2 separate regions of the Homo sapiens genome follow, and region 2 is linked to region 1. A link is a loop called in an ENCODE intact Hi-C map of the cell type or tissue named here. Cell type or tissue: GM12878. All regions are shown on one strand. Links, peaks and the distances in the headings refer to the core of each region. The heading gives the core; the rest is flanking DNA.

What was found. A loop is a pair of places that touch in the nucleus more often than their neighbours do. Peaks named below come from ENCODE experiments on the same cell type or tissue, not always from the same donor. Only the 100,000 strongest peaks of a DNase experiment are listed, where the experiment ranks them.
Region 2: a loop joins it to region 1, with 2.4 times the contacts of the local background. A loop is called at or near these places in 3 of 110 quality-filtered maps.

Annotation. Positions count from the first base shown.
Region 1 is chrX:19,332,420-19,335,653 of GRCh38, forward strand. No RefSeq gene overlaps it. Among named protein-coding and RNA genes, the nearest start is that of PDHA1, 9.9 kb to the right of the region's middle. In GM12878, for the core only: CTCF peaks have their summits at 1,908 and 2,802 (motif pointing left); DNase peaks (open chromatin) are centred at 1,932 and 2,792.
Region 2 is chrX:19,192,675-19,195,908 of GRCh38, forward strand. No RefSeq gene overlaps it. Among named protein-coding and RNA genes, the nearest start is that of ADGRG2, 72 kb to the left of the region's middle. RefSeq lists an enhancer at 2,037-2,136. In GM12878, for the core only: a CTCF peak has its summit at 1,814 (motif pointing right); DNase peaks (open chromatin) are centred at 1,987, 2,307 and 2,535; H3K27ac peaks cover 1,852 bases.

The DNA of each region.
Region 1 (3,234 bases), core at 442-2,941:
CTAGGTGCAGAGGTGGAGGCAGTGACAGACGCAGTCCTGTTTAGAAGAAGGCTCTAGAACTGTGTGGGAAAGCTCAGGTGCCGTGGAGCACAGCTGAGGAGTGGCGGTAGTGTGGCACTCAGGGCTTTGCAAAGCTCCAGGGTGTGAAGCGGTGACTGATGACAGAGACCATGAATGCCAGGGCGCTGGACACCCATTTTGATTTTTAAATAGGCTAATACGGCATCTTGTAACATCCCTGCGAGTCAAAGCCCAGGGCCCCAGGAGTTCCCAGCTGTGTGAGCAATGCAGACCAGGGGCCAAAGCGCAGCCCAGTGCCAGGAAGAGCCCTGGATTTGTCTTTGACCAATCCCTAATCAGTGGCTGATGCCTAAAACACCACCATTTGAGATTTCTTTGGAGTTTAGGTCTTTAGCTGGGAAGAAAACGCAAATTCCCTTCCCAAAGGCAAAACAGAAGGTGGTGAGGGAGACTGGACCTGAAGTTAGCAGTGTGACCGTGAACTTGAGGGCAGTCAGACGGAGAGGCCGGTCAGGACAGAAGATTCGGATTTCCGATTTAGAAACAGCTTTCGGGCTGTGGAACTGGAAATAATCAGGGGTACATTAGCTGGTGAGCCTCCAGGAAAGCAGGCTTTGATGGAATGAGGGAACAGGACTCTGTGGCTTCGGGGGATCTCAAAAAGGAGGAGGCAGCAATTAGCACCAGAAAGAGCCTCCAGCTGGCAGGAAGGGAGCTTGGCTGCTTCCCAGGTTTCCTAAGCGAGCTCCAGCCTGGCCTCGAGTGTGTCTGGTCTGCAAATCACCGGGCCCTTGCCTTGTCCTTCTGCAGCTGCTGGTGCAGCCCAGCCTTGGGCAGAGTGAGACACTCCCTTCTGGGATGAATCCTGTGGGGACCCTAAAGGCAGCTTTTCCAGGCTCCTCTGGGCCATCAACCCAGTTAATTGGAAAACCATGTTCCTGAATAACTAAGTTACTGAAATAGTTTCAATAGCTTCTGAAAGCACAATCAAACCTAATTTTCTTACTGAGTTTCTTTTTTTTGAGACAGGGTCTCACTCTGTCGCCTAGGCTGGAGTGCAGTGGTGCAATCTCAGATCACTACAGCCCGGGTTCAAGTGATCCTCCCACCTCAGCCTCCCAAATAGCTAGGACTACAGGTCTTACTTTTTAAAAATAAACTTAATTTTGCTTATGTTTTAGTTCACTATTTTTTAAAAAAAATCTCAACTTGAAGGCATTGAAAAGAACATCGTTATTCCAGTCTTGATCACATTTCCCCCTACCCGTCCAACTGTCTCAGCCTCCCAAGTAGCTGGGACTACAGGCGCCTGCCACCACGCCCAGCTGGTTTTTGTATTTTTAGTAGAGACGGGGTTTCACCATGTTGGCCAGGCTGGTCTCGAACTCCTGACCTCAGGTGATCTGCCACCTCGGCCTCTCAAAGTACTCAGATTACAGGCATGAGCCACCATGTCCAGCCTCACGTTTTTAATTCATTCTTCCTATTATGCATCAACTACTGTAGTAGAGGTTGAGGAGATTGAAAAATTAGATTATTTGATTTCTGCCCCAGAGGATCTACTACTGGTAGGAATAATGTGCAAACAAGTCATTAAAATGCAAAGAATAAGCCCTATATTAAGATATATTCAAATCATATGTACTAAATTTTAACTTACATTTTAATTTACCAAGTAAATAAATTCTATAAGTTTATCACCATGTATTAATATGGTTCTTGACTAAATTCCAAGAGAATTCCAGACACGTGACAAATTTTCTCATTATGTTACAGCACCACCTGTGGAATTCTTATGTAACTGCAGAGCTGGCTTTTTATTTCTTATGTTAGATGTGGACTTTTTACATAATTGCATAACAATTTTTAATTTGTTGTGTTAGAGTGTCATCATGTGGAATTTTGTGTAATTGCAGAATATATTTTTGTATCTCTTATGTTAGAATGCCCCCTGTGGGGTTGTCATGTAAATTGCAGGATTGTAGGGCAGATTTTTTTTTTTTTTTTTTTTTTTTTTTTTTTTTTTTTTTTGAGACAGGTTCTCACTGTCGCCTGGGCTGGAGTGCAGTGGCGCCATGCACTCGGCTCACTGCAGCCTCCACCTCCCAGGCTCAGGTGATCCTCCCATCAGTCTCCAGAGTAGCTAGGACTACAGGTGCACACCACCACGCCTGGCTAATTTTTTGTACTCTTTATTTTATTTTTATTTTTTTTGAGACGGAGTGCAGTGGCGTGATCTCAGCTGACTGCAATCTCCAACTCCCTGGTTCAAGCGATTCTCCTGCCTCAGCCTCCCGAGTAGCTGGGATTACAGGCACGCGCCACCATGCCCAGCCAATTTTTGTATTTTTAGTAGAGATGGGGTTTCACCATGTTGGCCAGGCTGGTCTCAGAAGCCTGACCTCGTGATCCGCCCACCTTGGCTTCCCAAAGTGCTGGGATTACAGGCGTGAGCCACCGCGCCGGGACATATTTTGTACTTTTGTAATAGAGATGGGGTTTCGCCATGTTGGCCAGACTGGTCTCCAACTGCTGGCCTCAAGTGATCCGCCTACCTTGGCCCCCGCAAAGTGCTGCGATTACAAACGTGAGCCACCGCACCCGGTGAGATTTTTTTCTTTTTTCTGTTTGAAATAGTCTGGCTCTGTTGTCCGGGCTGGGGTGTAGCGGTGTTTTTCTTATTAATGAGATTGGAGTGCCACCTAGTAACATTTTCTTGTAATTGCACACAGATATGTTTTTCTTATTACTCTGATTACATCGCCCCCTGATGGAATTTGCCTGCAATTGCTTATGAGGGTCTTCCCTATTACTCAGGTTAGAGTGCCACCAGGTAGAATTGTCGCGTAATTGCAGGACAAATATGTTTTTCCCACTATAGTGGTCCCTGCCAACCCTTATCTTCAGGGGATATGTTCCAAGTCCCCCAGTGAATGCCTGAAACTTTTGAATAGTACTAAGCTCTCTGTATACTGGCTTTTTCCATCTAATCACCAAGATGGCTAAGTGACGAATGAGGGGTAGCATATTCAGTGTGGATACCGTGGACAAAGTACTGATTCACAGCCTAGGCGGGACAGAGCAGGACGGTGCGAGGTTTCATCACATTACTCAGAACAGTATGTAATTTTAAACATGAATTGTTTATTTCTAGAATTTTCTGTTTAATATTTTTGGCAGAGGTTGACCGTGGATAACGGAAACTGCAGAAAG
Region 2 (3,234 bases), core at 431-2,930, 140 kb before region 1:
TGCCATAGAAACTACTCAGGATCTCACTCTGCTGCCCCACTGGAAGAGATAACCACTCAGAAGACACCAGCAGCATTGTCACTATTGCCTCTCAGAAGAAGCAGCATTTTTTTTTTTTTTGAGATGGAGTCTCACTCTGTTGCCCAGGCTGGAGTACAGTGGCATGATCGGCTCACTGCAACCTGTCCACCTCCTGGGTTCAAGCAATTCCCCTGCCTCAGCCTCCTGAGTAGCTGGGATTACAGGTGGGCACCACCACGCCCGGCGAATTTTTGTATTTTTAGCAGAGACGGGGGTTTCACCATGTTGGTCAGGCTGGTCTCAAACTCCCGACCTCATGATCTGCCCACCTCGGCCTCCCAAAGTGCTGGGATTACAGGTGTGAGCCACCAGGCCCAGCCAGGAGCAGCATTTTTCAACTCTGACTGCACACTCAAATCACCTGGAGAACTTAAGAAAAAGAAATCGCTGGGCCCTGCTTCCAAGCAAACTGAATCAGAATTTCTGGATTTGAGGCTGGGCCCCTGCAGTTGCGAAAGCTCCCCGGGTGATTCTACTATGCAGTCAGGGTTGAGTCCCACTAACCTGAAAGAGACAAGCAATGTATTTGCTGACGTTTACCATTAAAAACCAATTCCGCTCAATGACCTACACCTGGTGATGGGGTGCATCTCAGCTTTGCGTGCCTTTGAACTTCCTACCCAATGACTCTCCTATCATCATTTCTTCTCTACCACTTCCCTTTCTTGCATTGACTGTTGATGAAATCCACATTTATTTACTGAAATCCATATGTATGTCAATTCCTGAAACAGTGTTTGCCAAAGGATAAACTATACAAGTCTATAGGATTTGTAAGGAATTCACTTCACTGAGGTCCTATATATAGTAAGTTAACTTAATATATGTCACTGGCCTCACTAGCAAATAAATAAATAAATAAATAAAATCAAAGACTGTCATTTATATTGCTTCTATACAGGGTTCACACTTCGCCATAAATATTGCAGGGCGCTGACATTCTGGTTTAATTTGCACATTCAAGTTCTCAAGAATTCGCTTTGATTTACATAGTCAGAGACTGCATGCTGTCACGCCTCTTGTATAGAGACCCCTTGTGGCGTTCACCTGATTGCCTCCTCGGTTTGTGTGGGAAACGTTCCATTTCTTTTACAGTAGGATGTACAGCTCCTTTACTGCACTGGTGGTTGTTAATTTCAATACATTTGGATAAAAATAACATCTAACATTTATGGAGTACTTTCTATGTGCCAAGTACGGTTTTTTGTTTTTGTTTGAGATGGGGTCACTCTGTTGCCCAGGCTGCAGTGCAGTGGCACGATCATGGCTCAGTGCAGCCTTGACCTCCAGGGCTCAAGCAATCCTCCCACTTCAGCCTCCTGAGTAGATGGGACTACAGGTGCCCACAACCACGCCTGGCTAATTTTTTAATATTTTGTAGAGACACGGTTTCGCCATGTTGCCCAGGCTGGTCTTGAATTCCTGGGCTCAAGTGATCTGCTTGCCCTCTGCCTCTCAAAGTGCTAGGATTACAGGTGTGAGCCACTGTACCCTGCTAGGCACCATTCTTAATGATCTGTATGCATTTGTTCATTTAATTCTTAACCCTATGAAGAAGATGATGATGATTGCCATTTTATAGGTGAAAAAACTGCGGCACAGAGAAGTTAAGTAAGGTCCTCAGGGTCATACACTTATTAAATAATAAAGCTAGAAATGGAACCCAGATCATCTAGTTCTAGAGTCTGGGCTTTTGGCCACTAGCATATACCACATCCCCCAGCAGGTGGGGCACCTGTTTAGGTACATTTTAGGAGAAAGTGTGGAGCCACTGGTACTCTCATCACTGCTGGTGGAAGTGTAAATTGATACAACTACAAACAAATTGTTTGGCAGTAGCTCCTAGAGCTGAACATGTAATTCCTGACCGTATACCCACCAAAAACGTACACTCATGTTGGTGAAAAGACATGAACTTGAATGTTTATAGCAGCACCACTCATAACAAGACTGCACTGGAAACTACCTGAATGTCCATCAACAGGAAGATGAGTAAATAAATTCTGGTGTATTTATACCACTATGCAGCAATGAGAATGAACAGTCTCCCAACTACCTGAGACAAGATGGGTAAAACTCATGAACGTAATGCAGACGGAAAGAAAACAGGAAAAAAGTACATGCTGGATGATTCTATTTATATGTAGTCCAAAGACAGGCAAGAAAGAACCTCTGCCTTTAGGGACCAAGCTATTGGCTACCCTTGGGGGTCAGAGTTGTGACTGGAAGGAGCAATTGGGATGGGGGCTTCTGGGGTGTGGGTAAAGCCCTGTTTCATCATCTGGCTACTAGCAGCAGGCGTGTGTTTCGGTTTTGAAAATTCAGCAAGCTGTAGATTGAGGTTAGATACACTGTTCTGAGTGTATGGTGTATAACACTAAGAAGTTTGAAAGGGTACTATGCTATCTGCGATCAGATGTTATCTTGGTTAGAAGAGTTAGGTAAATATCTTCAAATAAACGTCTATATTTAAGGAAAATTGTCACTGCAGGCAGTTTGCGACATCTCTAGTGTTTTCCCTACTTTTCCACTTCTTATCAAAACGACCACCTGAGTTAATAATTGTAAGAGAAGATGATGGGCTCGCTCAGGCGTTCGGGACAGTATAGTGTGCTCGTGCTCGCCCCCAGACAGGGGCTCAGAGTGACTCATGAGAGTTGTGTGAAGGTGCCGTTGCTAGGAGCCATCAGAACAAAGCGTCCTGGCTTGCTGGCCTCCGTGTCTTCTGGAGCACCCACTTACAGGGGTGTGGAGAGCAAGCAAAAGCAGGGCATAGGTTTCTTTTGTAGAAATCTTCAAGAATGAGGAAATTGAGATCTGGGGTGAGAAGCAACTCTACGTGACATTCTGCTGAAGGGCAGCCCCTCTTAGGAAAGATTCAATGCAAGCGGGTGGGAGCTGCTTCAACTAAGAATTCTCACTACTCCTGCACCTGTGGAATCAACCAATAACCCACCCTCCTACAGCCCAATCCACAATGCTCCATTTACCCCACTTCTGCCTTTGAGAGAGAGAAAGAGGGAAAAATTTCATCAATAACTCACAAAGGCTAAGCTTTGCCAGGGAAATTGCTAACTTTTATTTGCTTGAGAAACACACCTACCAAAAAGACTTTTATTAACCCGGATGCCTTCAGCCAAGTTCTTTCAAGTT